Regions from separate parts of the Mus musculus genome. Here region 2 is linked to region 1. A link is a loop called in an ENCODE intact Hi-C map of the cell type or tissue named here. Cell type or tissue: gastrocnemius. All regions are shown on one strand. Each heading gives the region's core, and the rest is flanking DNA. Links, peaks and the distances in the headings are about the cores only. Region 1 holds the start of Slc7a5 (solute carrier family 7 (cationic amino acid transporter, y+ system), member 5). Region 2 overlaps Gm46065 (predicted gene, 46065).

Evidence for each region. Peaks named below come from ENCODE experiments on the same cell type or tissue, not always from the same donor. Only the 100,000 strongest peaks of a DNase experiment are listed, where the experiment ranks them.
Region 2: a loop joins it to region 1, with 2.4 times the contacts of the local background. A loop is called at or near these places in 7 of 42 quality-filtered maps.

What each region holds. Positions count from the first base shown.
Region 1 is chr8:121,896,644-121,912,979 of GRCm38, reverse strand. Slc7a5 (solute carrier family 7 (cationic amino acid transporter, y+ system), member 5) reads left to right here and starts at 5,294. Exons shown (of 10, transcript NM_011404.3): 1 at 5,294-5,914. The coding sequence starts at 5,374. It overlaps BC048644 (cDNA sequence BC048644), which reads right to left and starts at 5,147. Exons shown (of 2, transcript NR_167716.1): 1 at 4,967-5,147. In gastrocnemius, for the core only: a CTCF peak has its summit at 3,046 (motif pointing right); DNase peaks (open chromatin) are centred at 3,061, 5,258, 5,767 and 6,932; H3K4me3 peaks cover 2,412 bases; H3K27ac peaks cover 878 bases.
Region 2 is chr8:121,715,801-121,730,118 of GRCm38, reverse strand. Gm46065 (predicted gene, 46065) reads left to right here. Exons shown (of 3, transcript NR_165833.1): 1 at 1-322; 2 at 3,828-3,946; 3 at 4,370-5,236. Among named protein-coding and RNA genes, the nearest start is that of Gm46065, 7.5 kb to the left of the region's middle. In gastrocnemius, for the core only: a CTCF peak has its summit at 12,032; DNase peaks (open chromatin) are centred at 8,838, 11,777 and 12,025.

The sequences.
Region 1 (16,336 bases), core at 1-8,000:
ATGCTGGGACAGAGACTTGATAACCTGTCTGCTTTTTGTCTTTTTTGTAAAGAGTGGATACCCAGGTCCTATGCTTGTGTGTCCCAGACCTCTGAGACTCATGCAGCAAGGGGAAAGCAGTATTCACGAGAGGGAATTCCTGAATCTCAAATGCAGGCACAGAGCTGCTTCCACCAGGCCAGACCGTGTGGAAAACTTGATGGGAAAGGAGCTTGGGCCTCAGGTTCTTTGAGCAACAGGACTCTTCTGTGTGTGCCAGGAAATGGGATTGTGGCCCAGGTCTCAAGATTGGAGCCTGGGACAAGCCACAAAGGAGTCACATTAATCATTCATGATCATCCATTCTCATAGGGTCTCAGAGGCAGAGAAAGCAAGGTGGAGGCACTTACTGGGAGAGAGGGTCTTAGCCCCACGGCACCTCCATGCCATACTCAACAAGAACTCAGACAGGAGCCTGCAGCGACACTTTCCTCTGAGGGCAGGGATGTCTCTGTCGCCTAAAACATTTCCCTTTTGTTAGCTATTTTTAAAAAGCCATGTTAGCCTCGACACTGAAACTCTCAGGAAGAAGTCTGAGCCTGGACACATTGCTACAAAACTACAAACAAAAACTAGAAGGAAGGTCTTTGATATCAGCCCTCAAAGCAGCAGAGCAAAAAAACAAAGGCTCCTGCCTCCCTCGCAGCCCTGGTCTGCTCAGACGGCACACCATTGTCTTCAGAATATCTGGCCCAACTTTGAAAGTTCAAGGCTCTGTCCTTGGCTCTTGTGTTTGTTACTTTCTCTGTGTTTAAGAATGTGTGAGAACTCTTGCTGGGTCCCCATGAAGAGGCCACGTTTGGCCAATCTCCCAATACTGCCTCGTTGGGACAAAAGCCACAGTCTCGGCAGTGATGGCCGTCTCTGTACCCTACTCCCCAACCCCTGACCCTCGCCCATTCTGTGTTATCAGCCTCTATCAGCCCCAGAGCACAGGCAGCCATTCTGAGACCTGAGAAACCTCCCCCTTTCTGGATACTCAGTCCCCTCGAGTAGTGTCCTTGGGGAAGTCCCCGCGGCCTGGCTGTGTCCGTCTTCAGCTGTGCTCTGTGGTCAATGGCTACTGCACAGCTCAAGACTTTATCCCTCTGTTGACAGTGGGCTGTGGTGCCTGCCACCATAGCACATAACTTGACACTCAGAGGCCCCTTCAAGCTCCTACATCTCTCTTCCCAGAGCCACAGACACTGAGGGATGCCTGGTCTCTAAGCTGTTTGGCTTAGCTGTTGCCCTTCCTCTCACTGTTCTCACCAAATTTACTTCTCTGAATGGGGAAGTATCTGCGTGTGTGGTTGTGAGACAGACATGGTCCTTCAGCCTCTGTTCCAGAAGCTTCTTGTGGTACCGAGGCTTAAGCACCTGTTTCTCTCGGAGGGAGCCGGGTCCTCCGCTCTCTTGCAGACCAGCTGTGTGGTGTGTGATACCATGACTGCTGGCAAGAGCCACTCCTTCCTGTCCTTAACCTCTGCCTCTGCCATGCTCCCTACCCATCTCTGTGTTCAGGGAGACAGCGGGGAGCAGTCTGCTTCCACCTCAGGCCCCTCATTGATGGCCTGAGGAGCCTGTAAAGGAACAGGGCCTACATGTTTCACTCAAGCTTGAGACAGGGCCTCACACACCCACACCAGCCTAGAACACGTGATCCTCCTGCCTCAGCTTGCTGAGACTTGGGTTTGCAGGCGTGGACCACCAGGCAGATCGATCATGGCCTTCTTGGGTTCAGGGGCAGAGTCTGTGTCCACAGGAGGAGAGAGAGGCCAGCTGTGTTTCTAGGGCTGAGATTAATCTCGTCAGAATTTCCTGTCAGTCTGGGGATCTTTCTCAGTAGCACTCAAATGCTCCTGAATTTGGAAGTTCCCAAAACTCACGGTGGCTCACAACCCTCTGTAACGCCAGTTACAGGGGAACCCAATGCCCTCCTCTGTCCTCTGTGGGCACCAGGCACACACTGGGTACACAGATACACATGTAGTCAAAACACCCATCTACATAAAATAAATCTTTGAAAAATTAAGTATTTTAAGCAACAACAACAACAAACCGAGGCAGGGTTCATAAAAAATGGCTCAGCGGTTAAAGATGCTTGTAGCCAATCCGAATGGCCCGAGTTCAACCCTTGGTACTGATGTGATAGAGAGAGAGGCGCGACTGCACACACTTCCATCTGCAGAAACGCTCCGGTTACTGTGCCGCTGTTGTGTGGCTTTTCATGGGTAGATGCAAACAGACTTCTACTCATCCCCAGATAGCGCACTGACAGGCCCGGTTCCATGCAAGTCCAAGTTGGTGAGTGTGGTGGTTTGTATATGCTCAGCCCAGGGAGGGACTATTAGAAGGCGTAGCCTTGTTGGAGTAGGTGTGTCACTGTGGGTGTGGGCTTTAAAACCCTCATCCTAGCTGCCTGGAAATCAGTATTCTCCTAGAATGAAGATACAGAACTCTCAGCTCCTGCGCCATGCCTGCCTGGATGCTGCCATGCTCCTGCCTTGATGATAATGAACTGAATCTCTGAACCTGTAAGCCAGCCCCAATGAAATGTTGTCCTTATAAGAGTTGCCTTGGTCATGGTGTCTGTTCACAGCAGTAAAACCCTAACTAATACAGTGAGTGAGCTTACTGTACCCAGCTACTTACAGCAGCATAGGTGACCAGATAGCAGTGTCAACATAGCAGTATCTATACTAAGTCCCCTTACCTCCCCAGTCAACCTTCTACCTCCCTAATGCTCTGCCACACCCAGACACATGTACCTAGGGTGGGAGAGCACACCTGGGAAGTACCGGCCAGAGGGCCGAAGGGGGGCTCCGATGACCCGCCCCGCCCCTTTCTTCTATGAAGGACTGTACAAGGTACGCATTCTCGTTTCAAGATGGAGATAGGAAGACAGGCTCCCCAACATCCAATCAGTCCAACACCATTTTAAATAAATTACTGACCAGTTGAAGAGCTAACCACTAGGAACACACACCGGGAGCCCCAAGTCAGGAAATTTAAGATGAAACTGCTCCTCCATCCACCAGTAGATGGCGCCCCTGGAAAACATTTCAGTCTTAGCTGTTTGAAGAGGTGTTGGGGGGGGGGGGGGCACCAAACAGAGATAATACACACCAACGGTTGCTTTGCAGGAAAAAGTTTAAGGTCTTATCTAACGCTGTGATAAGCAGCAGCAGAATCACGAGCCAGGGGTCTCGGGGACATTCACTGGGTATTGTCACCAGAGCAGCTTCTGCCCAGGGCTCAGGTCCCCCTCTTGATCTCTTGTTCATTCTCTCTCTGAACTCCAGACCCAGAAGAGCCATTTGAACCTGCTGTGTTCCTCCACGACCACCGTCCTTGGCCTCTGGTAGTGGCTTTGACTTAACTATGGTTGTGATTTTATACCTCCTTGGACTATTGCTATCTCTGGTTCAAATCAAAGCTTTCCCACGGCTGCGATGCAGAACCCAGATTCCACTGGGAACAAGGACAGATTCCAAAAGAAGCAAGGGTTAGTTAGCCACCCACAGGTGAGAGGTAAGCAGGCTGCTTGCCTGGAGGTAGGAGGCCGTGAGGCTGCGCATACTGGGCAGGCAAGTTACACAACTGCAGAACTGGCTTCCTCGTTTACTATGAAGTGTTTCTAAGAGTTGCCACGTGTCCTATTAAGTTAGACGATGTACCTTGGAATCTTAGCGATGTCTCAGTGGGTTGGTGGTATGCTTTTAGCCCTCTGAAAGGACTATGTCAAGAATGAGAAGCAAGTTTCTCAATCTTCCCAAAGCCATCAGTTTAGGCAGTCTGTACTGTGGCATGGTTAATGTTGGTGTGACCTTTTAGCTCCATGGCTTCCCACTGCTCAGGCTACAGAGATACCAGCTTGTCATTGCTTGTGAATGGCTGACATACTGGGGGTTGGGGGAGGTAGCTCCAGTGACCCTTGGAGTCTTTGGCTGAACACCTCCCCGACATGGGCTTCCAAGGGGCAGCTCTGGCATTCTTGGCTGCAGCAGTAGATCCAAAGATGGGGAGAAGTTTGAATTTCTTCATTGGTCATGCCTCAGCAGTGGGGAAGGCTTGGCAGACTGGACAGTTTAGCAGAGCATACAGGGCTCTGTATCCTTACAAGTCTGAAGGTTCTTAAATTAAGCCCCCCCCCCCACCTTCCCTTCTGCTTGTCTGTGAGTTTTCCTGGGGACTCCTTTGGACAGAAAATGGAACAGCTGGTGAAAAGGAGGGGGTCTTGGGGCTCCTGGACTTATCTTGACCAATGAAATTTTCCAAGCGTACCATCAGCTCAAATTACACAGCCCATACCACGAGGGCTTGAACCCACTTCCTTGAGCTCACCGGTGGGCGTCACGAAGATGCCAGAGCTGATAATGGTGCCCACGATGATGGCACCAGGCCTGGGATGCTGAACCTTCCAGATGTGTGACCACATTATCTCAAAAACCCTCTTACCTAAGATTTCCTAAGAATGACAACCTAAAGCCCTTTCACCCTACAGTAGATTGGGTTGGTTCCCTTCTAAAACTTGCTTCTCCAGATTGGGTGTACCACTAATCGAGCTTTTGTCAAGACCCTCCTTGGGACCAGATGGATATCTAAGTCCAGGAGTAAGCTGGCTACCATTCTGGTCTATTCTTCCGTTTCCTCCAGAGCTGACGGATCATTTCGCCCTCAGACTCGTTTCCTCTGGACCAAGTTGGACTATAGGGGTGCCTCACCCCACAACCCACCCCCACTTATCCTAGATAAGATATTTATCCTTCATCTCCCAGACGCACAGGATATGCACACTGGAGGAAGCGGAGATAAACACCCGCGAGGCAGGGCCAGGATTCCGGGCAGGTGTTGGGACTATACACTGAGCCACCCCCCTTCCGGTGCTTTCTCCCTTGACAAGTCCTCTGCGCCGCCTGGGGCGGGAGAAGAAGCACGCCCTTACCAATCGGCCCTGACATCCTGCACAGGACTTGTGAGGAGGTGTGAGTCGACTCTCCACCCGCGTACAACATTCGGATCTTGTGAAACACGCCGCGATAAACCCATCAGTAGTCACGCCGCGTTAAACACATCAGTAGTCCTCAGTTTCAGGATCTTAACGCTCCACGTGCTCTAACAGACTTGGGGGCGGGGGCCCGCGAAGGAGGCGGGGTCGCGCGGGCTGAGGGGGCGGGGGCCTTTGCGAGCTGAACCAACAGCAGCGGCGATGGGCGGAGCCTGGAGGGCGGGTAACGGTAGAGATAAAAGGCCGCGCGGGCGGGGCGGACGCAGACGCACTTCTCAGTACGCGGAGAGCGGCTCGGCCGCGCGCACGCCGGGTATCCAGGCCGAGCCGGGAACGCCGAGAGCATGGCGGTCGCGGGCGCCAAGAGGCGCGCGGTTGCGACCCCGGCGGCGGCGGCGGCGGAGGAGGAGCGGCAGGCGCGGGAGAAGATGTTGGAGGCGCGGCGCGGGGACGGCGCGGACCCCGAGGGCGAAGGCGTGACCCTGCAGCGCAATATCACGCTGCTCAACGGTGTGGCCATCATCGTGGGCACCATCATCGGCTCTGGCATCTTCGTGACGCCCACCGGCGTGCTCAAGGAAGCGGGGTCGCCCGGACTGTCGCTCGTGGTGTGGGCTGTGTGCGGCGTCTTCTCCATCGTGGGCGCACTCTGCTACGCGGAGCTGGGCACCACCATCTCCAAGTCAGGCGGCGACTACGCCTACATGCTGGAGGTCTACGGCTCGTTGCCCGCCTTCCTCAAGCTCTGGATCGAGCTGCTCATCATTCGGCCCTCCTCGCAGTACATCGTGGCGCTGGTCTTCGCCACCTACTTGCTCAAGCCGGTCTTCCCCACTTGTCCGGTGCCCGAGGAAGCTGCCAAGCTCGTGGCCTGCCTCTGCGTGCGTAAGTAGGGGTCCGGGCTGGGGTGGGGCCGGGCTGGGGCGGGGCCGGGTGGGCGCGAGCCAAGGTTCCTGCGTTTACAGCTCGGCAACACCCATCCCAGTATCCCTCCATCTGTCCATCCCTGAACCATCTCGGCAGTTCCAGGCTAAAGTCACAGGCCCCAGAACCCACGTGCGTTTCTTTAATCCATTCATAGTGTCTATGCTTTCGGGACAGCCCTCGCGAGACCTCAGTGGGTCGCGGCTCTGACCCCGCGGCAGGCATCCCGCTTCCCGACCTGAATTCTAAGTACGAGAGATCTACTCTGTCCCGGGTGAGAGCAATACACTCCCTGCCTTCAGCAAAGCACCACGTGGAGTGGCAGATATGCCAGTTTCCTGTTTCAGCTTCAGTTGCTGACTGGTTGCTAAGAGGGAAATTGCAGTTTAAAAAAAAAAATCACTTATGTTCTTAAAACCGGCCTATCAGGAATCAGTGAACTGGCTGACTCATAAGAAAACAGTAGTAATAAATTTGTGTGTGGTAGTGATGGCTGCTTGCTCGTTTAAGATGAGTAGCGGAATCGTGTAAAGCCTGCCTGTCAGTAAAGGACTAAAAGAAACTCGGCTGCAGACAGACGACAGTCTGTGTGGGTGGGCTTGAGGGGTCCCAAGATGTGCCAGGTAACAGCTGTTGAGTGTAGCCTTTATGGGACGCATAGGTCAAGACGGATTGATTTCTGCTTTCAAAAACAGTTGTGTGATTTTTCAGGACTGGGGGAAAATGATCGTTTGAAGCAAATGCCACATGATTTGGTGGTGGAGAGCAACCTGGAAATAAATCATGCTACTTTCAAAATTACAGATGAGTTCAGGCAGCTAAGACCGATGTATCTGTTTGTTTTGAGAGCTGTGTTGATAGTGCACACAGAGAGGGTGATGGGGAGGTGGGCTAGACTTGGTTGTGAGCCATGGAAGTCCGGGGCTGCTGTTAGCACTGGGGCCACTGCTCGATGCCAGTGCCTGTTTTGGCTTTGGCCCTGAGACTGTCTCCTGTTATCAGACCCAGCCGGGTGTGCCCTTCAATTCTGAGACCACCCACTCTGCTCTGTAGTGCCAGTTGGATGATGACCAGTAAGGTCTTCTGTGTGCTTGGTTCATGTGTAAACCGTCATAGCTAGAGTTGGTCTTCAAAAGCACTGGGCAGTCCAGGGAGAGCCTGGCCTCAAACGGGACACTGCATACTCAATTTTAATTGTCCAGTTCTCCTTATGGATGGTAATCTCTTTAGGGATAAGGAATGTCGTGGGTACCTTTAAGGTTTGTTGTTTGCTTGCTTGCTTGCTTGCTTGCTTGCTTGGTTTTGAGACAGGCTCATGCTATGCAGCCCTGGCTGGTCTGCAGTTCTCTGTCTCCCAAGTGCAGGCAGTAAGTGTGTGTACCATCATGCCAGGCTGGCATGGCTGTCTTTAAAGAGCCCACACTCTTGTCAAGATAGTTCTGGAAACTGCAGGTGCTAGTGACATATGGGAAGCAATGCTTGCCCACAGGAGGCTGTGAGCACTGAGGGCTGGCAAATGTCCTTTCTTTTAAAATTTGTTTTCTTTTTTTTCTTTTTTTCCATTTTTTATTAGGTATTTAGCTCATTTACATTTCCAATGCTATACCAAGAGTCCAGGTGCTCTTCCAGGTCTCTGAAGGCCTGGGCGCCGGCTCCCGGAGGATTGCACTCTGAGGAGAGTTTCAGTGTTCATGGAGTGAGTGCCCTGTTCTTTCTCGAGGGCACTTCTGGGGAACATAGTGTTCCCTGGCTTCCATGCCTTAGGAAAGACCCCGAGGAAGCACTGAGAGTCAGGTTTTAGGGCAGAGGTCTGGTTTACGTGGTTGAGTCTTCTGGAGTCCTCTGTGTTTGTCTCTCCACAAGTTTCCTTCACCTAGTTAAGACTGGATTGGGAAATGACTTGGCCTCCATCCCGAATGAACCCACTGGTGGTAAAGGTGCAGGCCATCTCCCTCTCAACAAGTCTGGCTCCCTCCTGCAACCTCAGGCCTGATGCGGGCAGCCTGGAGCGGAGTCTTTGATGATGATTGGAAGACTTGTTTTCCACATTGTTCTGGGTGGCCGAGAGCCCGTGTGAGTGAGGCCTAGGGACCATCTCGTGGCTTGCTGTTTGGTTTTGTTCTGCTTTTGAGACAAGACTTCTCTGTGTAGTCCTGGTGGTCCTAGAACTCACTTTGTAGAGCAGGCTGGTATTGAACTCACAGAACTGTTTGCCTCTGCCTCCAGAGTGCTAGCATTAAAGGCGCATGTTCATTTTTGCCTAAGTGAAGCTTGGGTGCTGTCGACTTGACCTGGAGCCCAGTGGTTTAGGTGCATTTCTACTGCTGTGATAAACACCATGGCCAGAAGCAAACCTGGGGAAGGGTTTTACTTTCCTCTCAGCTTGTAGTCCATCATCAGAGCAGTCAAGGCGGGAGCTGACGCAGAAGCCGTGAGGGTTGCTGCTCACCAGTTTGCTCCTCGTGGCTCGCTCAGCATTCTTTGTTTTTGTTTTTGTGTGTGTGTGGCATCCAGGATCACCTGCCCACCCATGTTGGCATTGCCCACAGTGAGGTAGGCTCTCCACATGAGTCGTTCACCTAGAAAATGTGTTGTAGACTCACCCCCAGGCAGCTTAAGTGTCCCTCTACCCAAATGAGTCTAGCTTGTGTCAAGTTGACATAAGAACTACCCAGGACACTCAGTGCCTGGGCTTGTCTTGTTACAGAATCTTTCAGACTAGAGCTGAGATTCCGTCTGGGCTGAGATTTATCTAATCTCACAGGGCCGTGGCTGTCTGTGCTGAGGTGTGCAGGAATGGAGCAGCCTAGACTCGGGAACAAAGCCCAGGCAGGCCCTGGGTGGTGACTAGCGCCACCTGTGTCCCATCTCCAGCCTTGTGAGTATGAAGGATGAGGCCTGATGACCAGCCTAAAACACTGAAGGTGTGCACCCTATCCTGGGTGGAGAATGGGACCCCTACCTGCTCACGTTTGATCTCAGGTGGCTGAGGACTCCCCTGGACTGCTCAGGAGACGTAGGGGCTGCCTGGCATGGGCTCCTCAGTGCTGCGGAACTCACTACTCTCTCCATGGAATGAGTCTGGCAGGGTCTTAGACATTCTTAGCTAGCATGTGCCTGGAGACCTGTGGCCTGAGATAATTCCCTTCTAGTGCCAGATCAGGAACATTGTATTTCTGATTTGAGGAAGGACCCTCGAACCCTACCTATAACTGTAGAGTGGGGATCCGTCCTGCCTGGGTGTTGGGGAGAGCTGTGTTTAGCAGACAGCACAGAGCTGATCACGTAGAGATGGGTCTGTACTCTGCCTGGTGGACCTCTTCCCTCTTACCAGGGAGCAGCCCCACAGCCCGCTTCTGCATGGAGAACAGGCTGGATGGAGGGAGAAGGAAGTGGAAGGGTGCTCACTGTCTCCCCTCCTCTGAAGTATAGGTGTGGGGCATAAGCTGTGGACCTGGTCTGGATGAAGACATGTAGACTCATGCTTGGCCCTGCCTGGGTTTCTGATGGCCATCGCCTGGCCAAGCTCTGCCGACCCGAGTAGCTGCTAGAGAAGATGGGGGGTGGGAACGGGTATGTATGTGGCTTTTTTGTCCCTTCTCTTCAAGCCACCCCCTGGTTTCTACCCTGTACTGCCTCTGCTAGAGACCCCAGGCCGCCACAGGAGTAGCTGGAGTTTTTGGGCACCGTTGCTACTGTGGCTGAGCTGAAACAAACTCTTTGGTGTTGCTGTGGCCCCGTGTCTGGAACCATGAGCTCAGTACAGCTTTGTAATCAGCACTGAAATCGGCTTTTCCAGCCAGACATGAAAGCACATACACACAGAGCAGATGACACCCAGTCACAGGACCTGGGGCCCCAGACATGAATAGTTCACAAAACCGTTGACCAAGGCGGCTGGGAAATGCTGCAGGCATTTTAAATATTCCTATATTTTTAAATATTTCAAATATTTTTTGGCAGGGGGTGGGCGTTGGGTAGGGATTATGGACGGCTGGGTAACCCATAGCATGCCCATGATCTTTGTCCAGAAATGTGGTTGGTGACCATAGTGACCCTGCACAGCCCCACGGTCCCCAGGCCCTGAGACACAGGTGGGGCGAGAGCCTTGAGAGCATTGTTTATTTGCATGGCACATATGCATGGCTTCTGCATATTTCCTCTGATTTAGCCCTTAAAGTCAACGTAATCATTCCCATCTTTCCTAGCAAGGGAAACTGAGGCAGGAGTGAGCTGGGTAGCAAGTGCTATAGGGTATGTGCTACCTTGGTCACTACTTCCAAGAATCTGGTCCGCTAGGGTAGGGACTCCAGCTGCTCAGAGGGGGTCATCAGCATTTAGATTCCTGAGGAAGGGCTCCTCCCCGGATGGAGTTTGTGGGAGCTGCCCAGTCACCCTTTTGTCTTCCTGCCACAATCTCCACTGGGGTGAGCTTTGGACGGGCAGCCCCATCTGTCCACCTCTGGGATGTTACAAGGGTGCTGCGAGGCTCGGGGAACAACAGACTCAGGACCCCCAGCCAGCATGACTAGTCCCAGAGCCTTGTGGATTGCTGCTGTGAGAAGCTGCCTCAAGAACAGTGCCCCCTGTCCAAGGCCTTTTCCATTCTGCCTGCAACCAGTCTCTCATGCCAGCCTCTGGTACACCCCCTACAGTCTCCCATGCCAGCCTCTGGTACACCCCCTACAGTCTCCCATGCCAGCCTCTGGTACACCCCCTAGACATTTGTTCCTTCCACTGCCCTCACCCAGCTGGAGGACTCACACCCTGCAGCCCGTCATTTAGCGGTGTTATGAGCCGTTGCTTTCCCCAGTGGCCAGCCACATCACATCTGTGTACCGTAGGGAGGCTGGAAGCCTGAGATGTCTCATCCCTGAGCACCAGCCGTCAGAGCAGCCCTTGGCTGGACATTTCTGTGCCGTGCCCACACTTTCCCTTTGCCAGGATGAGCTGCTATGTAAAGAATTAGCAGGATTTCCCACCCCATTCTCTGGAGCCTGGTGTGTGCAACCCGATCCACACTGAGTCACCCTGACCTTGGGGCTGGCCAGCACATGTCATTGCTGAGACCTCATGGTGCAGCAGCTGCCTGTAGTCAATAAGGGGCCTGCCTTCGGCTTACATTCCTGATCATGCCACCAGCTCGGGCTGCAGGAGTCTTTACTGGGTTCCCTTGGACCTCATTAGCCTGGGTTGTGTGGGAGGATTCAGGGCCACAGTGGTGGCTGAGACAGCTCTTGACTGTGTCTCTTGAGCTGTAAGCCCCCCCAGGGCAGGGTGGGGTGCTGGGTGCACACCTGCTGAGCCCAGAGTGCTATAGAGTGGTGTTCTGGGTTGTTAGGCCTACTCTGCTGGCAACTCCCCTAAGCCCAGGGATTCCTGGCTTTTCTCACTGCACCTGCTGGACATGATTGAGATGGAGAGGTCTTGGAGTCTGTTCCTAACAGCTATGCCAGCACCACTAAACCCGCACTCCCTCCCTCCCCCAGGTTGTGCCCTGGTGAGCCTGAATGCACCCCTATTCAGCAAGTTTATTGTATGCAGTGTTTGCTATGATCTGCTGTCCATACGGCAAATACTCTGGAAAGTATACACCCATCCCACACCTATGGCTAGACTACTCTAATGCCGCTTTAGGGACATCAAGGTTAGAGATCCGGGTGCCCCCTCCTTCCCCAGGAACTGCTGTATGGTGGAGCAAGTCTCACCTGCTCTTTCTTGATAGCTTCACTGATGATGGAATTGTGGTGCCATGTGTAGATGTGAGAGTCTACACTTAGCTGGTGATGAGAATCCCATACATTCTCACGGAGAGTCGCTCCTGTGGATATCCAACACAGCAGTAATCAGATCAGTGGGGGACCACGAAGCCCCTGGCCTGGGGTTTAAGCCAGTGGTGGCAGTGGCTCTGCAGAGTAGGAGCAGAGGCAGAGGTGTCAGACATCCTGGGGGCTGGGGGGCAAGGCAGCTTCTGGAGGTACCAGGAACACTTGCAACTCTGTCTTCAGGAAACCTGCTTCAGAAGTCTTGGGGAGTCACTAGGGGTGAATGGGTGTTTTGTTTTGTTTTAAAATTTATTTATTTCATGTATATGAGTACACTGTAAATGTCTTCAGACACACCAGAAGAAGGGGTTGTGAGTCACTGTGTGGTTGCTGGGATTTAAACTCAGGACCTCTGGAAGAGCACTCATTGCTTTTAACCGCTGAGCCATCTCTCCTGCCTATGTTTCATCTTACTAAGCTGATGTTTTCTGGCCTGTTGAAAGGATATGCCAGGCTTGTTTGAATAGTCAGGGACACCTGCACCCCTGGAACTGTCTGTGGTTGACTAGTGCTCAGTGTATATGAGGCCTGAGTCCCATCCCACACCGAGAGGAAGATACTGGAGAATCCACATAGACCTGAGGATGGGGCACAGGTGTGGTGGTATGTGCCTGAGTTCAAGGACAGCATCTATAGAGCGAGCTCTGGGACAGCTAGGGCTACACAGAGAAACCCTGTCTCAAATTTAAGAAACAAAACATTGAAGACTCCACAGCAGCTACGTTCCTCGGATGTGCCAGGATTCTCGGCCCATCAGAGTGACATCCTATGCTGGAGTTGGATCACACCCTGCAGGTTTCCTGACCTGTGTGGCTACATGCATACTTGGGAGCCCAGGAAAGGGATTCTAGAGAAGTCACCCATTGTATCTAAGTGGGCAACCTGGGCTAATGGCCCTAGCATGTGGGAGCTTGCTGACCTTAGAGGCTCGGCTGTCTTGGACTTGTCTGGGTGGGATCGCCAGTGATTGGGGGGGGGGGCTGTTTTTACCAGCACCTGAGGAGTCTAGGAGTCTGTCTGGCTAGGATGAGTACTGGGGTAACTGGCCACCTGGTTATTGCCAGACAGATCTTGAACCTGCACAGAGGCTCACTGGGGCTCTTTTGGGCTCTACCTGAGAGACTTGAGTGGGGAACCTGAAACACCCAGACTTTAAGGAGTAAGGAAGTACTACTGATGTCGGGAGTCCTGGGTCCATCAGGGAATCCCTGCGTGTGCTGACTGACTCGATTCAGATGGAGCTAGGATCACCTCCAGACAGGTCATCTAAGCCCACCCAGGCTCAGGCCTTCGTCCAATCAGTGGGCCAAGGATAGATGCACCCTGGGGGACCAGTCATGCTTCCTGGAACCAGTGAAGCCACCAGCCACTTGCTCTACCCTGCCCCAGGAGGCCTGGGAGACTTGGTGGGAGAGTGTGGGCAGCACCAGCCCCATGAGTTTCTACCTCCTGCCCATTGTACTGAGGCAGCAGCTCCGGCCGTCACATTTGGCCCTTTAGGGAAGAGATTCTGGTGCCTGCTCAGCCATGGGTCAGGTGGTATCAGGGTGAGCCTAGGACTTCTCCCATGGCCCGAGCACTGTTTTGCTGACCCAGCCAGACAGTAAAGGGTCTCTCCAGCACTCTGAAGTGTGAGCCGTGGAGCCTGAGTGTCCCCATGCAGGTGGCTAGGGATGAGAACTAACCTTGTGAAGAACATCACTATTAGGCCCGTGGGCCAAGGGCCTGACCTGCATAGCTATCTGCACCCAGGATGAGGCTCTGGGCTTTTTATCTCACAGGTCCAGCTGTTAGCCAGCACAGCCACATTTATCTATTGGTGTCACGTGGGGAACCCCCAAAAGGACCAGCCTTTCGCCTCCTACGCTAAGGCCAGGCTATCCCCTTGTCACGGCACAGTCCTGCTGGCTTTGTCTTTGGTGGGGAGACAGTGACGAGGTGGTGGATTGTCTGGGTAGGGAACTGAGGTTCCTTCCGGTCGGTCTTCTGACCGCCTCTCATGACAGTGTCTCGAGAAGGCCAGAAGCCCCTGGACCCAGATGAATTCATTCATTTATTTCAGATTGTTTGGTTTTGAAAGCGGGGCTGCGGGGCATAATAATCCCTTGTCCGCTTGTTCCCGAGTCAGTGCGCATTACCGGTTTACCACCTGCTCTGGCTTTTATAAGAGACTTGAAAGTATAGAGTCTCTTTTGTTCTGTCTTCTTCTGATGTCAGAGGAGAAGTCGTCAGCTAGGAAGAAGTTCAACCCCAGTTGCCGAGGCCCGTGCTGGCCCTTCTCTGTCCACTTGGCCTGCAGTCTGGGATCAGACCTGGTTTTGGCAGGAGAGAAGCTGGCTTGGCCCAGACAGGGCAGGGTATTAGAGTAGCAGAGGGGCCCACTGGGACAGTGAGGATAGTGGTTCAATACACTGCTCCCTTCTGAGAGGTTTAGAGGGGCACCTCCTACAGGGCGACTCAGCAGAGGCACAGTTCCTGGAGCCCAGAGCAGTGTCATACTTTCCCTTAGAGACCACAGCTGTCAAGGCTGAGGCTGTAGGCTTTGGGCTTAGCCACACCCCTCCTGCTGGCTCACCCCAGCCAAATGGGATCTGGCTAGTGATGCAATCTGCCAGCCTCTTGCACACCAGAAGGGTGTGTGGGGAGGCGGGATCAAGGGAGGCTCGGCTGCTCTGCAAGTTTCTTTGTCAGTACCTATAAGGAAATGTGGGACTGTCTAAGGAAAGCTGTCAGATTGGTGACCTGTGGGGGAAGGGACAAGGGCGATGGGGGAAGCCTCTCAGGGGGTGGGGGCCTGTGTTCATCCCACAGTCTCCTCTTACTCCTTTACTCTGGGAGACATGGGAGTTTTCAAGCAAGTCACTGCGGTACAGCGGCAGCAACTGCAGTAGCAGCTACACAGGCAAGGGAGCTTTCTCTAGTCTAGTCACAGCCGGTGTTACATCAGCCGGAGCTATAAAGAGGGAGGTGACTCAGTGCAAATGAGTGTTCTGGCTTCCTGGAGGTAAAGCAACTGCTGTAGCCTCCATCACCAGCACCAGGGAGTCTTCCTGCTTCCCTTCCACCTGAAGTTTGCCATGGCCAGATAATTAATGCAGATTCCTGTCTTTGTGGTCTGTTCACCAAACTGCATCATGACATATAATTAGTCTGGCTGCCTGGCATCTGCGAGGCCTGAGTCGGCACAGCCTTTGTGGGAGCTGCTCCCTCTACATCCTGGAGAAGTCGGGATTCTGGTAAACTGGGGCCACTCAGGCTGTACTGGTTAATGTTTGACCAAGGCAAGCCAGGAACTCCCCTCCCCCATAGTGGAGGCTCTCTAGCTCTCTTGGGGCTAGAGCTGAGGAAGCTGGGGGCTCTAGTATGGGGACCCAGCTGCTACCAAGGTGGCGAGGTAGGTGTGCTCACTGGTTTTACAGTGTTTTCATTTATGTTTACACAGAGTACAGTGTTAAAACCCAGTTCCTCACTCCACAGACAACTGCATACACTTGTCAAGGTCTCAGGGTTCCTTTAGGGGACCAGGCAGCACTGGTAATTGCTTCCTGCAGCCCCCCTGGTACCCTGGGTCCCTGAGGCCCTGCCTTCACACTGTGTGGTTCAGTTGCTCAGTTGTCTACAAAATATTACCTGTGGTTCATGTTTAATATATGCTGATCAAATGGCAGTGCAGTGGGACATGTTGCTGTTTTGTCATGCCCTGAGCCCACCTGCAACCGCTTGTGAGAGCACCTGTTCCCCTCGGTTCCCACCTGCAGCCGCACGTGAGAGCACCTGTTCCCCTCGGTTTCCACCTGCAGCCGCACATGAGAGCACCTGTTCCCCTCGGTTTCCACCTGCAGCTGGTGCCCACCTTGCCCCATTGTTCCCCTCTCGGCTTATCAGATTCACACAGACAAGGTGCCTCCCTGCTTTCACCAAGCCTGGGAAAGGTTGTCTTTGAGGAGAGGTCACCTTACTGTTCACAGTGCTGTGCTTGACCCTAGCGCTTGCTGTCCCAGGATTAGGGGCCATCCCCCAGGCTGCTTGAATTTCACTTGAGTCTGCACTTCCACAGAGTGGATACACACAGGCAACTGCAGATGAAGGGGTTCTGATGGGGGGAGTCTCTACGGAGGCAGAGACTGCTGAGACATGAAGCCTTAGCCATGCATGGTGGCACATGTCTAATCCCAGCACTCAGGAAGCTGAGTTCAGTGCCAATGGGGCTACAGAGTGGAACCCTGTCTCACAAGGCCAGGTAAAAGGAACTGGGCCTGGTGACACAGGCTTGTCCTCCTGGCACTCAGAAGGCTTTGACAGGAGGAGGAGCTTGAGTCTGAGCCCAGCCTGGTCTACATAGTAAAACCCTATCTATTTAAAAAAAAAAAAAAAGGTTGCTGCAGGCTACCCAGGGCTGCCAGGATCAGGCTCTTTGAAGAATTGATGTTTCTAACCTTTGACCCTGGCCCCAGAGAACCAGCTAGCTTTATCAAAACAAGTCTCAGAAAGTCAGAGCCCACGGGGAGGCAGGCAGGGCTTTACCTCTGTGGGATCCCAGCCAGCACCTGACCTTCTC
Region 2 (14,318 bases), core at 4,184-12,183, 190 kb after region 1:
GCGCGGCCGCCTGGAGAGGGGCGCTGGCGGGCGCGCGCGCGCGCACGCGAGGACCCCGGGGCGCCCTGCCCCTCCCCTGGCCCGGGGTCCGGCCGGCGCGCCCCAGTCTCCGCTGCCAGGGGCTGGGATTTAAAGGGACAGGAACTGCGTAACGGGAAGGAACCGGGCACCGCGAGCGCACGCCGCGGTGGGGAGCCGGGAGGAGGCGCGGGCGCCGCAGGCAATCGAGGGCCGCGCGGTCCCCACCCCGCTACCTCCGGGGACACCCGCACCGCGGCCCGTGCGGGCCACGACTTGACTGAGAGGCTCCTGCCAACCACAGGTGGTTTCTCCCTGTGACACACTCTCTCCTCCTTCTTTCAGGGCCGCTGGGGGGTCCCCGGGGAGGCGCTCACCTTCGAAAACACACCTTTAGCGAATAGCGTTTAGCCCCTCTAAAAATTAATAGAAAGTTGGGTCACACGTTTGCATCTTGGAGCAAAGCCACCCCAATCCCGTGGGCCTTGCGCCCTGGCCAACAGGTATCCCCCCCACTCCAGAAGCTGTCGCTCTTTGGGGTTACCACTCCGCGGTTACTAGGTCTCTCTCTCTCCCTCTCTCTCTCTCTCTCTCTCTCTCTGTCTCTCTCTGTCTCTCTCTCTCTCTCTCATTACCCACCCCCACCAAGAGATGCTAGCATCATGGGACTAATTGAAAATGCATTTCCTGGACCATCAATCCGAAGACAGGAGCCCACATCCCCTGCCCTCCCGGACTGCATGCAGGGAATGGCAGCGGGCATTGCAGTGGGCTGAGGAGGAGGGGGTCTGCATGGCTTCACAGTTGCACAGGGTTGGGGTTAGTGGGGGTTGGTGGTGACAAGAGACCCAGTAAGCCCCGGTGGTGGGGAGTCCCTGACTGGGAGCAAAAGAGGTGCATGGTGGCACCTGCAGCCAGCCGGGGTCATCGGGGCGCTTCCAGAACCCCAGATCTCAACCCCAACCCCAACTCCTTGTCTTAAGCACAACAACCTCTCCTTAAGGCCCACCAGTCAGATGGTGGCATCCTCTTTTCTCCCCAAAGGCTTTGAGAAGCTGTCAGTTCCTGTTCTGTATCCGAGGTTTCCAGCCACTCTGGTCCTTGAGTCAGGGTTTGCCTTCAAATGGCCTATGGTGGACTTCAGGGTGCATCACATCTTGGACTTGATTGGAAGTTAGCATGCATAGCCCACCATCACCAAGCAGACACACATCAGCCTGCCGTATACCTGGAGGGCAGAAAATCTCCAATCTCCCAGACTTTGTTTCTGTGTGTTCCAATGTGTTAATGGACTATGAGCCAGTGGGATGAGTCTGTTAGCTTATTACGAGGATGTGGTCAAGTGGGCCACAGACTCATCTTCTATAGGCTGGGCTTCACATCCTGATTCCAGGCTGTGTGGCTTTGGGTAGCCACTTCATGTCTCTGTGCTCAGTTGCCTGACCTGTAAAATGGGACTAACAGTTCTAGTTGAGTCCCAGTGAGAATCCAAGGACCAGGTATCCAGCATCCAGTGAGGGTGAGGGAGTAGGACTGTCACTGGGATCGTGATGGGGAGGCTGAGCTCTCAACCTGCCACTCCTTCCCCTACACTGTAGGGATAAACCATGCCTGGCAACACACTGTGTCTTCCATTTTATTTCCTGCCCCCCTTTTGCTGACTCTGCAGCCCTTGCTCACACAGCACTGCATGGCAAATACATTCCCTCTGGTAAGTGATGCTGGTCTCCAGCCAGATACTGGGTACTGCTACCCCCAACCACACATGCCTTTTGCTCTCTGCCATTCTGCCCACCCTCCCCTGAACCCCACCTCTCATCTCCCACTGCCAGGGTCACTCAGGCCGTGTGACTTGCTCTGGTCTCTGGAGCAAAGACATTTGAGGCGTGTTTGTGCAGTTTGGAACCGTTTGCCCCATAAAGTAGGGCTGGAGGTATTGATTGCATTTCAGAGGAATTTTGCCAGAGTGATTTAAACACAGTACCACCCAGCAACTTAAAACAAGAGCCAAGGAAGAGGCAAAGCTGCCCTCGCAAGCAGGGTTCTGCAGCCTCTCACTGGGGATGAAACCAGAGCCTTGTGTGCTCATGTGCTAGGCAAGCGCTCTACCACTGAGCTGCAGCCTCAATCCTCCCGCCTCAGTCCTCCATGAACTCTCTGGGTGCTGAGCTTGGCTGGAAACCTGGCCTCGGTGACCTCAGGTGGAATCACAGGCTCTCCTTGTCTAGAAGATCGCCTGGCCCCTCTGGATAAAGAGCTTTGCTAATGAGAAAATAGTAACAGTTGAGGTCCCAGGTTCTATATCTCTTTGTTGTTTGCTTCTCTTGCTCCATGCCCAGGATGTTTTCTGGTTGTAACTCCATGGTGTGTGGGGGCGGGGAGGGGGGGTTGGCGCTCTACCTCCTCTATGCAGAAATCTCCTTTTTATCTCCAATGAACCTGCTTGTCTCTTTGAAAGAACTCAGCCATGGGCTGAGGAGTGAGCACTGGTAGAATGCTTGTCTGGCACGCGGGAGGTGCTGGGTTCAGTCCCCATGACTTGCTCATCCCAGAAAGAAGGTGTTAAGAACTGAGAACTGAATGGAAATTATTTCAAACTGTCAAGAAAGCACCTATAAAATACAATGTTTCAGGCCTGGAAAGATGGATCTTGCTGCTCTTGCCGAGCAACCAACCAGCTTGAGTCTCCCCCTCCCCCAACCCCCTCACTGCACGGCTCCCAATCAACTGTAATCCTATTTCCCAGGACTCAGATGCCCTCTTCTGGTCGCCATCTGCACTGCACACATATGGTATACATATAGAGACTCAGATACACACACACACACATACACACATATAAAATAAAAACATAAATATTTTAGAAAAACACCATCTAGTGTCACCTGTAACCCTGATACTCCCCACCCCAAAAGCAAAATCCCCCTAATGAATGGTTTTGGGGTGCATGGCCAAGCCTTCTCCCACTCCTAGGTGGGTTCTGCTTTCCTCTTCCCTGAACTCTGACTGGCTTGTGTTAGCTCATGAACAGTGAGGGGCAGCCTTGAACTCCGGGGATGCTGCTGGAGCTCGGGACAGTGACCATGCTGTAAAGAAGCCCAGATGGTGCATAGGCAAGAAAAGTTAAATAAATAAATAAATAAATAAATAAATAAATAAATAAATAAATAGAGCAGGACTCCCAGAAGCAGTATCCAGGAGGAGCCGTGTGCACACCGTCCTGGGAGAGAGTCCCTGTTCCAACCTCATCATATCTTAATCTCTGAACAGAATGGATTGTTGTTTTAAGCCAACGGCCATGCAAACTCCAGCTTGTCGGGCTTTGTTTTTGCTACCATTGTTCTTTGTTGTGTGTTTGTAACACAGCTATGGCCATTCACTTAGGAGATCCACAACTCCACATCAACACTGACAGCTAATTGAGCAAACCTATTACACACCTCATAGCTCACAGAGCTGAAATCTCTGGACACTTGAATGACTTAAGATCTCACCGAGCCCAGCTTGACCTTGAACTCCTGGAAGCTGGGATTACAGGTGTGTGCATGCCCGGGTTGTGCTGGGGTTTGAACTCGGGTCTTCTTGCCCGCTGGCAAGACTTCTGCTGATCAAGCCTTGTCCCTGCTACTCACTTCCATAACATCATGCGAGTCAGTGACTGGGCTGTGGGTCGGCCCAAACTAATGACCACAGACCAGGGGGCTTATGCAATGCTAGTAGACTATTGCCCAAAGTTCTGAGTCTCAGGGTTCAAGGTCAAGGTCCCAACTGACTCAGTTTCTCCCATGCCTCTCCCCCATGATTTCCAGTCATGGCCGCCATTGGAGCTCAAGTCTCTGCCTCTGAGTCCTGCAGTCAGCCTCTTGCCAGCTTTTATTTCTGTGCTCTCTGTGCCTCGCTTTCTCTCCTGCAGTCTTCTCTCCTCATGGTAAGCATCGCCTGTATGGACTACTGAATCAAGGGAGACAGATTCAGCTTGGGTCAGTTAAAGCCCGAGGCCCATTCCTGGTCTGGGAACCCCATTCAAGGAATAACGTCTTATTTTGTGACGATAGGAAGAAAGTGACTGCTTCTTTAGTACAGCAGGAAGGAGGACAGGACCATGTCAGGATGGGCAGTGTGTGCATGGCATGGTTGATTTCACGTTGACAGGGATGGTGATGGTGATGATGGTGGTGACTCTGGTGGAGGTGATGATGTTGATGGTGTGGTAGTTTGAATATGCTTGGCCCATGGAAAGTACTACTATTAGAAGGTGTGGTCTTGTTGGAGGAAGTGTATTACTGTGTAGACAAGCTTTGAGGTCTCCTAGTGCTCACCCAGTGAGTCAGTCTCTCCTGTTTGCTCTCAGATGAAGATGTAGAACTCTCAGCTCCTCCTATACCACGCCTGCCTGGACGCTGCCATGCTTCCTGTCATGATGATAATGGACTGAACCTTTGAACCTGTAAGCCAGCCCCAATTAAATGTTGCCCTTTATATGAGTTGCCTTGGTCATGGTGTCTCTGCACAGCAGTAAAACCCTATGACACCCCATTTTGCCTGATTTCCTCTAAGGACATTGAGGTCAGGCTACACACTCAGTCTTTGGGGTGGGTATACAATTCCTTTAAAATTGGAAAATTAAGTTTATGTAACTGACTGAAGTTAGCAATTTACATTTGCTGTCAGTTGTAATCCTAGAACAACTTTATGGAGCAGGTATGATACTGTTGTTGTTTTCCCCTTTACAGATGAGGGATCTTGAGTCTTAGACAGGTTGAGTCATTGGCCCAAGGTAGATAGGAGAAGATGGGGGACATCACAGCACCTTCCGTCTCATGCGTCCACTCCCTGGGAAAGGTGAGCATTGCCCATGGCCAAGTGCATATTTGAATACTTAGTGAATCGTTATGTGCTGACTGCCAATGGAAGGACCGCCCAGGTTGCCCAGGTTAGAGAATTGCATCTTATCTTCAGGATTCCAAGCCCTGTACAAACCTACTTTTGTAACCTACTTTCTGTTCCTCTCATACAAAACCATGGACCTGAATTAGTGATCTTTGCCTTTCCCTGTCATTTAACAACCCGTGCTGGTTAGTTTCTTCTTGCTCGCTTCTGAACTTCACATGAGGGGATCATGTCGGACCCTTCCTTTCTGCCCTGCACTGTGCTTATGATTCGTCTGCACAGCTGCGCCTCTTGTCTCAAATAAACATTTGTTTCTACTTGTCTCCAATCGACATTTGTTTCAACTCTCTAGGCCTGAACTACTTGGTTGTAAAGGAAAACCACTATAGCCTAGTACCCGAGGCAGTTAACATTAACAAGGGAAAAGGTTTGTTTAGCTTGTGTTGCTCGAGGCTCTCCGGCATAATGCCTGCATCAGCTCAGTTTGAGGGAGGACCCTTTTTCTCAGCAAAGGCACACATCTATGTGTGGAAGAGTGCACATCACCAGATGTGGAGTCAGAGAGACTGGGCCCCATAATTCACCTCCAAAGAGCACAGTCAAGGACAGTCCACTAGACATCACCTGCCAAAGGTCCTGTGGCTTCCCAACAACTTCACCTGGGCACTGAGCCTTCAACCACAAGAGACCCTAGGGAGCCACACGCTCAGCTGCAGCCGTGCTGCTCAAGCCACTCCCATGATCTTGCCCAAGTGCCCTGCACACATTCTCACTGGGATTCACCTCCAGAGCCAAGGGAGAGCTGGGCCAGGCCGGTCCCTCTTTCTGAGCGCCACACACTGAACCACGTGTACCACTTTGTCATGTGACTGTCTTTTAATTCACGGTCTCATCTACTCACGAAGGGAATGGAGAGCCCAGCCAGGTGGACCTGTCACGTGGCGCTGAGCTCCACGCCTGCCCGGCACAGATGATTCTGACTACATGGTAGATGAACAAAACAAACAAGCAAGCAGCCTGCACCCCTGAGCACAGAGGGAACTGAAGCTTGTCGTACAGTGAAGGGCACAGCTCAGGGTAATCTGCAAGCTGCTCCTGACCCACCTTCCCCACTTGCGAGACTCCAGCTGGTATCTCCAACACAGCACTTGGGGACACAACGTACGGACCGTGGGGAGACTCTGGGGGCCCTGTTCACCCCTCCCGCTCAGCAGATGGTGTGGGGGACATAGAAGCCATCTGAGGAACCGCCTCCCTGCCATTGCTCCCCAACACGTTACTTTTACGTCGCCCTCCTCCCTGCTCCCACGGCCCAACAGTGTGATGAGGACCAGCAACCAAGGGGGGAGGGGCGGGGGGGGGGAACTGTTCTGCATCCATCTTTTCTGTCTCAGTGGGATCAGCTCCACGTGGAGGAGGGGCCAGAAAGAAGAAGCTGAAGAGCACAAAGGCTCATTACACAGGAGGAAGGGCTGGTCTGAGAGACGGCTTCAGGAGACAGTGGCTGCTGTGGGTTGCAAGGTGGATCTAAGGATACAAAATCAAAGTGGTAGACTGAGGCCTGGATGGTGTAGACTGGTTCCATCAGATGAACAGGCACCCAAAGGATCTCATAGCCATACTCTTCAGAGAGAGCTCCCCCCAAATTCCCTGAATTTAGGATGACATATGGCTCTCTCAAAATACCCCCCCCCTTACCCACTCCTTCTGCTTTTCAACTCCTGTACCCCCTGGCTCCAGACCGCTTCTGCCCTCCTTCTATTGGATTCAGGATTCGGCTTGTGGTCCTCCTTCTCCAAGAAGCCTGCCCAGCCTTCTACCTCTATAGCCCTCCTGCCCAGTGTCTCCATATCACAGCACAGGGTTCTCTGCATGGCCCAGACTGGTCACAGCAGCATCTGCTGTGGGAGACCCAAGGCACAACCTGAGTCGCCAGTGTTCACATCTGGCTCAAACAAAGTCCACACCAGATGTATAATGCCTGTGTTTGAGCCTCTGAGAGGGAGAGGCTGACAAGAGAGTGACTGAGGGGGAGTGAGGGGCTGAGGACTCCCCCACCGTGTTCCAGACCTCTCCCTACCTTGCCTTCTGCATACACAACCAGGATGGCACCCCTCTCTCCCAGTTCCCTGTCTATCTCCTGTGCTGTTTACCCATGTGGTGGGCTTTACCCGGGTTTCAGACCCTGAATTCTTCAGTACTGGAAGCCAGCCGACCTATGAAAGTACAACCAAACTACACTGACACCAGTCCACCAATAGCCCCTGGGGCTTCAGTCCCTGGGGGTTTTATGTCAGTTGTTTCGTTGAGAAGTTGAGGCTGTTTGCTTTTTGTCTATTTAATACAAACTAGACAAATCTGAGAAGAGGAAATGTTTTGTTTTGTTTCTTTCTTTTTCCAGACAGGGTTTCTTAGTGTAGCTCTGGCTGTCCAGAAACTGACTCTGTAGTCCAAGTTGGCTTCGAACTCACAGAGACCCGCCTTCCTCTGCCTTCTGAGTGCTGGAATTAAAGGCCTGTGCTACCACTGCCTAGCAAGAAGAGAAAATCTTAACTGAGAAAATGCCTCTTTAATATTGGCCTATAAACAGGGGCCTGGAGAGCTGGCTCAGTGGTTAGCACTGACTGCTCTTCCAGAGGTCCTGAGTTCAATTCCCAGCAACCACATGGTGGCTCACAACCATCTATGATGGGATCTGGAGCCCTCTTCGGGTGTGTTTGAAGACAGTGACAATGTACTCACATATATAAAGTAAATCTTTAATAGATAGACAAGTCTGGAGGAGGCATTTTGTTGATGGAGATGGCAGAATGGGCAGACTGCCCTGGATTCTATAAGAAAGCAGGCTGCAAAAGTCATGGGGAGCAAGTCAGTAGGCAGAGTTCCTCCATGGGTCCTCCCTCTATGCTCGTCCCTCTATGCTCCTGCCCTGACTTCCTTGGATGATGGAGGTGTGAGCTGAAAGAAACCCTTCCCTTCCCCAGTTGCTTTTGGCTGTGCTGTTTATCACAGCAATAAAACCCCTCCCTAAGACAGATGTAATTGATACGCTGTAACGCCTGCCTATTGGGTGAGTGCCATTGATGTGTATAGCGATTCAAACAGTGTGAGCCACTATGTCACAATACTTAGCCCTTCTATGAACCTAGACAGAAACCCTGCCACCATGAGAAGCCCATCCCTGTGCCCCTCCCCCGCATTCTGAGAGCCCACCACTCTGATTTTTGTTTTTGTTTTTGTTTTTCGAGACAGGGTTTCTCTGTATAGCTCAGGCTGTCCTGGAACTCACTTTGTAGACCAGGCTGGCCTCGAACTCAGAAATCCTCCTGCCTCTGCCTCCCAAGTGCTGGGATTAAAGGTGTGTGCCACCACGCCCGGCTCTGATTTCTGAACACTTCACATAAGTGGCTCTGCCGAGTGGCGCCTGCCCTGGGCGCCCAGCTTCTTTCACTCAGCACATGAATATGCTTCATCTACCCTGTGTGTAAGTGCACCCTTCACTCCTGTGGCTGCACAACATCCTGTCATGTGGACAGGTTGCGCACTCTCCTTCAGGTGGCTAGTGTGCGCCACTGGACAATCGTGAGGACTTAGTGTCCTGCCTGTCCGTTGTATGCCCATCCCTCGGAGGCAGGACATTTTTCTCTGTTTCGAGGTTGCCTTCAGGGGTATGCATGTGTGTTCGCGATGATACAGGATTTTAATGTCTCTGGTGTGACCTGGGAGAGGAGTCGCTGTCCCCATGACAACCTTGTGTGTCTCCTTTTGAGATACTGCTCAGTGGTTTTCACCATGGTTGCCCCACACTGTGTGCGTACCAGCAGGGTATGAGGGAAGGGGGGTTCCTGTGTCTCCAGAACCTTCCATAGTCATTGTTGGTCTTTCTGATGTCTCTGCAGCTTGCAGCAGTACCTCTGTGGGACTGTGATTTGTGTTTCCCTGGCGATCAGCCATTTTCTCCTCTCCTCATGTGCTTCCTGGCCATCTGTGTGCCCTCACTAAAGACGTGTCTGTTTAGGTCCTTCTCCCGCTGTGAAACACATTCCTTTGTATTTCTGCCGTGCCCTTTACACCTTCTTTATTCACGACTCTCTCTGGATGTATGATTGCAAAGTCCTTCTATTTTGTGTGAGCTGTCTTTTCTATCCCCTCTCCCTAACTTTCTTTTTCTCTTTTTCTGATTGTTTTTTGTTTTAAAATGGAGCTTCTCTGTGTATCCCTCACTGTCCTGGACCTCAGTTTGTAGACCAGGCTGGCCTTGAACTCACAGAGCTTTACTTTCCTTCTGCCTCTGGAGTGCTGGGATTAAAGGTGTGGGCCACCACTACCTGGCCCTTTCTTGTTTTTGAGATAGGATCTTGATTTGAATTTCAGGGTGGCCTAGAAATCATGGCAATCCTCCTGCTTCAGCCTCCCCTCTCCTGGAATCACAGATGAACTAATTCTCTGCTTTCTTCATGACATTATTTGCAAGAAGAAGTCTTCTTCTTCTTCTTCTTCTTCTTCTTCTTCTTCTTCTTCTTCTTCTTCTTCTTCTTCTTCTTTCTTCTTCTTCTCCTCCTCCTCCCTCTCCTTCTTCTTTGGAAAGAGTTTCTAAGTTAAATTGTATTCATTTCCTGGAATTCGCTATGCTTGTGCCGTGGTGTCCACGTGGAGATCGGAGGACAACTTGCAGTACCTGCTTCTTTCTTCCACTCTGTGAGTTCTGGGATCCACTCAGGTTGTCAGGCTTAGCTGCGAGCGCCCTTACCTTCAAACCTCCTCGCTGTCCTTTGGTACAAGTTTTTACTTCATGGAAAAGCAAGGTGCTGTTTTCATATTGGGGCTTCCAGAGAACCCTGACCCACTCACTCCCCTTCAGGATAACAAGCCTGTATTCGTTGGTCTCTGGATGCTTCTTGTCCTGTGCATCCCCAGACCCCATAACCTTTTCCCTCCAATAGCGCTGAGGCCTGGGGAAGTGGCTGCCTTACAAGAGGTGGGGACCTTTCAGGCCCCTGTCTGCCCAGAGGAGCTTTTGAAAAACACACTTGGCTCGTGTTCTAATCAACCCAATCATAGAAACTGTGCAAAAACAAGACACCAAAAAGAAAATGAAGAAGTTCTGACAGCTAATGTTCGCTCAGCTCCTGAACCTCCGAGGCATTGCTTATCCAGAGGCACTTCGCAGAGTTAAGAGAACACTGCACGAGCATCCTGCGTTCCCTCCTTTTTTGCTTTGCAAACTCTCCTGGCAAGTTTTTGGTTTCATCCAATTGTCTTCAGCCCGACTGATCAGTGACTTACATCTTTCCACAGAGGCAGGAATGGCAGATTTTAAAAATCCGTGTGGCTTGCTTAGTGCCTTGGAGCCTTGTCATCTGTACTTCGCGCTTACTTACACTGTTAACTGCTTCCCTTCTGTCCACCTGTCCACTCCGATGCTGGGCACCAGCATGCAAAGTAGTTAACTCCTGACTCCCTTGTGGAGAAGGAAGCTGGGGCTCAGAGAGGTAAGGCTTTTGCCTAGGGTCACACAGCTAAGACTCAAGCTGGGACTTGAACCTGGGCAACCAGCCTCTGGAGTCTATATAGTCTCACTTTGGGCAAAGTGGAAAGGTCAGTATGGGAGAAGGGCTAACACTGGGGTGGGTGGCCCTGAAGAAGACGGGCCTCTTCTTTAGGGCTCTGGTGGACAATCAGAGAGAGGCTCTGGGATGTGCATACCAGCCACCACAGTCCCAAGGCTGGGGTGGGGCATGGGGTAGGGGTGGCTGTTCCTGTCTCTGTGGACATGTACATCCAAAGGACACAGAGGGAACCCAATGAGCTCAAAGTCTTTGCAGCTGCAGAGACACAGAGGACGGGGCAGCAGCATCCTCTGCTCTCCTCTCCCCTCCCCTGTGATCCCAAGCACCAAGGTTTGAAATGAGAATCTCCCAGCTGCTCAAGTGATGCCAGAGTAGGTTGGCACAGGCTGTGCAGTTCAGTGGAGGCAGCAGTGGCCCGAAATGCAGTCTCCCAAGGATCCCAGGGGGAGGGGCTAGAACTTGAGGGGAGGGGCTGGACTTCAGGGGGTGGGATTAGACTTAAGGGGCGGGGTTAGACCTCAGGGGCGGGGCTAGACTTCAGGCCTTTGATGATCTATACTACTTTGGGCGTGTTGTCCAGGGAGGCCATGGTGACAGGCGGCAGGGACAGGAGATATGGAAACAATTACACACCAAAGTCTACCAAGTAAGAGCCTCTGTGTGTCCTCTATCAAAGCAGCCACCTCCTAGATGAAGCGGCTATATCCCCTGTGCTCGTAGAGGACAGTCACAGCTCCACCGTACTGAGGTACTGCCCCAAAGGCTTCCACACACACCTCTAACTGCCCCCTTCCAACAGTTCTACATGATTTGTTTGAGTGGTGGGTGTGTGGAGGTCAGAGGGCAACCTGAGGAGTCAGTTGCCACCTTCCACCATGTGGGCTCTGGGGACCGTCAGGCTTGGAGACAAGTGCCTTTACCCACGGACCCACTTTGCCAGTTCTGCTTCCACTAATTCTAAACGACCAAAGCCCAGGTCAAAGGACGCGGGCACTTTGTTCAGCTGCTGCCTGTTGTTTGTGGTCCACTCATAATAAACTAGCATGGCCCGCAGCATACAAACAGGATTGGCTGGACGCTGTGGCTCCTTTGCAGCTTCTCTGGTCCCGCTGAGACGCAGGTTCCTGCGTTGCTGAAGTCCATTCACAGACTAAGTGGCTGCTACTCGCTTGTCCAGCACAGATAGCTTCTTTCCCACCACCTGTCGTTCAGGAAGCCTGGTGCAGGCGGCAGCCCAGAGCAGCATGTCAATAGCCAGGCCAGACACGCGGCTGCCAGCTCTTGGACTCTGCTCACCTCCGGGTTTGGCTCTTGGACTCTCCATGATGCCTGAATCTCTGCCATCAACTGCCGGTCCAGCCTGGGTACTTGTGTAGTCAATGCCTGAACCTGACCGGCTCCAGAGAGGCACAGAGACTGAGGCTGGGAGGTAGAAGATACCAACTAGCTCAGTGAGGTCTCAGGAGGTGCTGTGGCCTGTGGCCTTGCCTCTTTGGTGGCTTGTTGAGCAGGCTCTCAGAGGATCGCAGATCGAGGGAGACCCCATCTGGCCCTGGCGTGATACTGCAGCTGCTACGGCGCTGTCCATGAGACACAGCCTTGTCTTGGGAGCCTGAGCATGCGCACTGAGCCAGTTGCATCCCCACCCCACCCCCCACCTCCAACTGCACATTCCCCTGCATTTTCTGCGTTGAGGTTTTATGCTCAGGTAGAAGTCAGGGGAGGGCGCAGGCACTTGGGTTCTTTTACTTTCCACTTGAACCATTGCTATTGCTATTTTCTTCCAAATGAGAAATTTCACAGCGTTTCACGTTAACAGCCAACCTCCAGCAAACCTCCGAGGCAGCTTTGTGACCTCCCTATGTCTAGGAGGTGCGATGCTGGTGCAGTTTGTACACAGCCACACGCGTCACTCATGTGACAGATGATATCTACCACATGCCTCTGCACCTAAGACGTCACTAATACGAGGGCTCAGGACTGTAGTCCCTGGACAGCGAGGCGGCCTTGGGAGAGCTCTTGGGTAGAGCGAGGGGCAGGGAAAGGATTGTAGACGAACGCTTCAGAGTGGCAGGCTTCACACACAAGACAGAGCACACGTAGGCAGGCAGGACTGACAAGCTATTGAGACATGAGCCCTGTCTCCTGGAGAGATGAGCAGACTCTGGAGCTGGCCAATTAGGCTGCGCCACTGAGCCCCCGAGATTGCCCCATGCCTACCTTCCCCATGATAGGATCATAGGCATGTACTGCCACACCAGGCTTCTTCCCACACTGGGGATCAAGCTTGGGCCCTTATGTGGGAACAGCAAGCTCATTGCTGGCTGAGCGACCTTTTGGTCCCTGTTTTTTTCTCTCTCCAGAAGCTCCAGGGGTCAGTCTTGTGGGAAAGATTTAGAGGCAGAAGGACAAGGCCAGAAGGCAGTACCTGTCATCCTGAGCCCTCGTGCTAGGATGTCTTAGATCCAGAGGCATGTGGTGAATGTCATCTGTCACATAAGCGATGTGTGTAACTGTATACAATTGCACCAATTGCCAGAGTGCCAATTCTGGAAGAATGTCAACCCGGAGGAGGAGAAACCGAGCTTGGGTTAAAAAGGAGGGTAATTCACCTGCCTGGCTCCAACATCCAGGCGTCCCAGTGTAGTGACCACACTGAGGTCGTAGGATAGGCTTGGCAAACCAAGTATAGTAGCTCAAGCCTGTAATCTCAGGGCCCGGGAGGCCCAGGCAGGAAGATTGTTACAAATTTGAGGCCAGCGGGAGCTAAAGAAAACAAGAGAGAAACAAAGTCAGCTCATCGGTGGGGAGTGGTGGGAAGGGTTCACGTCCACGGACTGAGGCTTTGGCGAGGAGCAGGGTGGCCTCCCGCCTGCTCTGATGTCCAATCACAGGGACGCTGTCCCATCATGCACAGTTCCGAATGTACTGATAACATGATGTAAGCCAGGGAGAAAAGACAGGAGGCCATCTGTGGCTTCTCTGTGGCTGGGGTATGGCCCAAGCAAGGGTCCCATGTCTGGGAAGGAGCTTGCCTAGTCTGAACCTCCTGCCTGTACCTCAGGAGGAAAGGCCTGGGGTGTACCAACTCCAGCATCCAGCATCCATGAGACACTCCCACTGCCTGATCCCAGGTGATGCTGAGCATTTGCTGTCATGTCAGAAGTGACACATGTGTGTCCCTGAGCATCACGGGGGGGGGTGTGTGTGTGCTGAGATCAGCATGTGTTGGGGGAGGGGTGCTGTTGTGTTTTATAAAAAGAGAAGGAAGGAAGGAAGGAATATGTTGGTGGACGCATGGTACAGTGTGGGGGAAGAGGTTGCCTCTGCAGGCCCATGCTGAGGCATCCCTTCCCTCTGAGGTACCAGCCACACAATGGGTATAGTGTAGAATAGAGTTTATTTAGCATGGGGCATGAGGAGGGGAGTTGAGGGGCATAGACGACACAGAGAAAGGAAGCGAGAGAGCGAGAGCGAGAGAGAGAGAGAGAGAGAGAGAGAGAGAGAGAGAGAGAGAAGACAGAGGAGTAGAGGTTGGCCATGAGCACGTGGAGAGAGGGAAATGGGGAGAAGGGAAAGAGGGTAAGGGGCAAGAAGAGGAGAGAGCAAGCAGAGAGAGAGGAGGTGGTAAGCAGCCCCTTTTATAGTGAGTCATGCACACCTGGCTGTTGCCAGGTAACAGTGGGGCGGAGCCTAGACTAAAGGCCAACAGGTGTGCTCTCTACCACGCCTACAGGGAGCATCCTTAGGGCAGCCTGTTGTCAAAGCCCAGGGAAGCTGTCCCATCATGCACAGTTCAACATGTACTGGTGCTAACATGTACCACGGTGAGGAACGAAC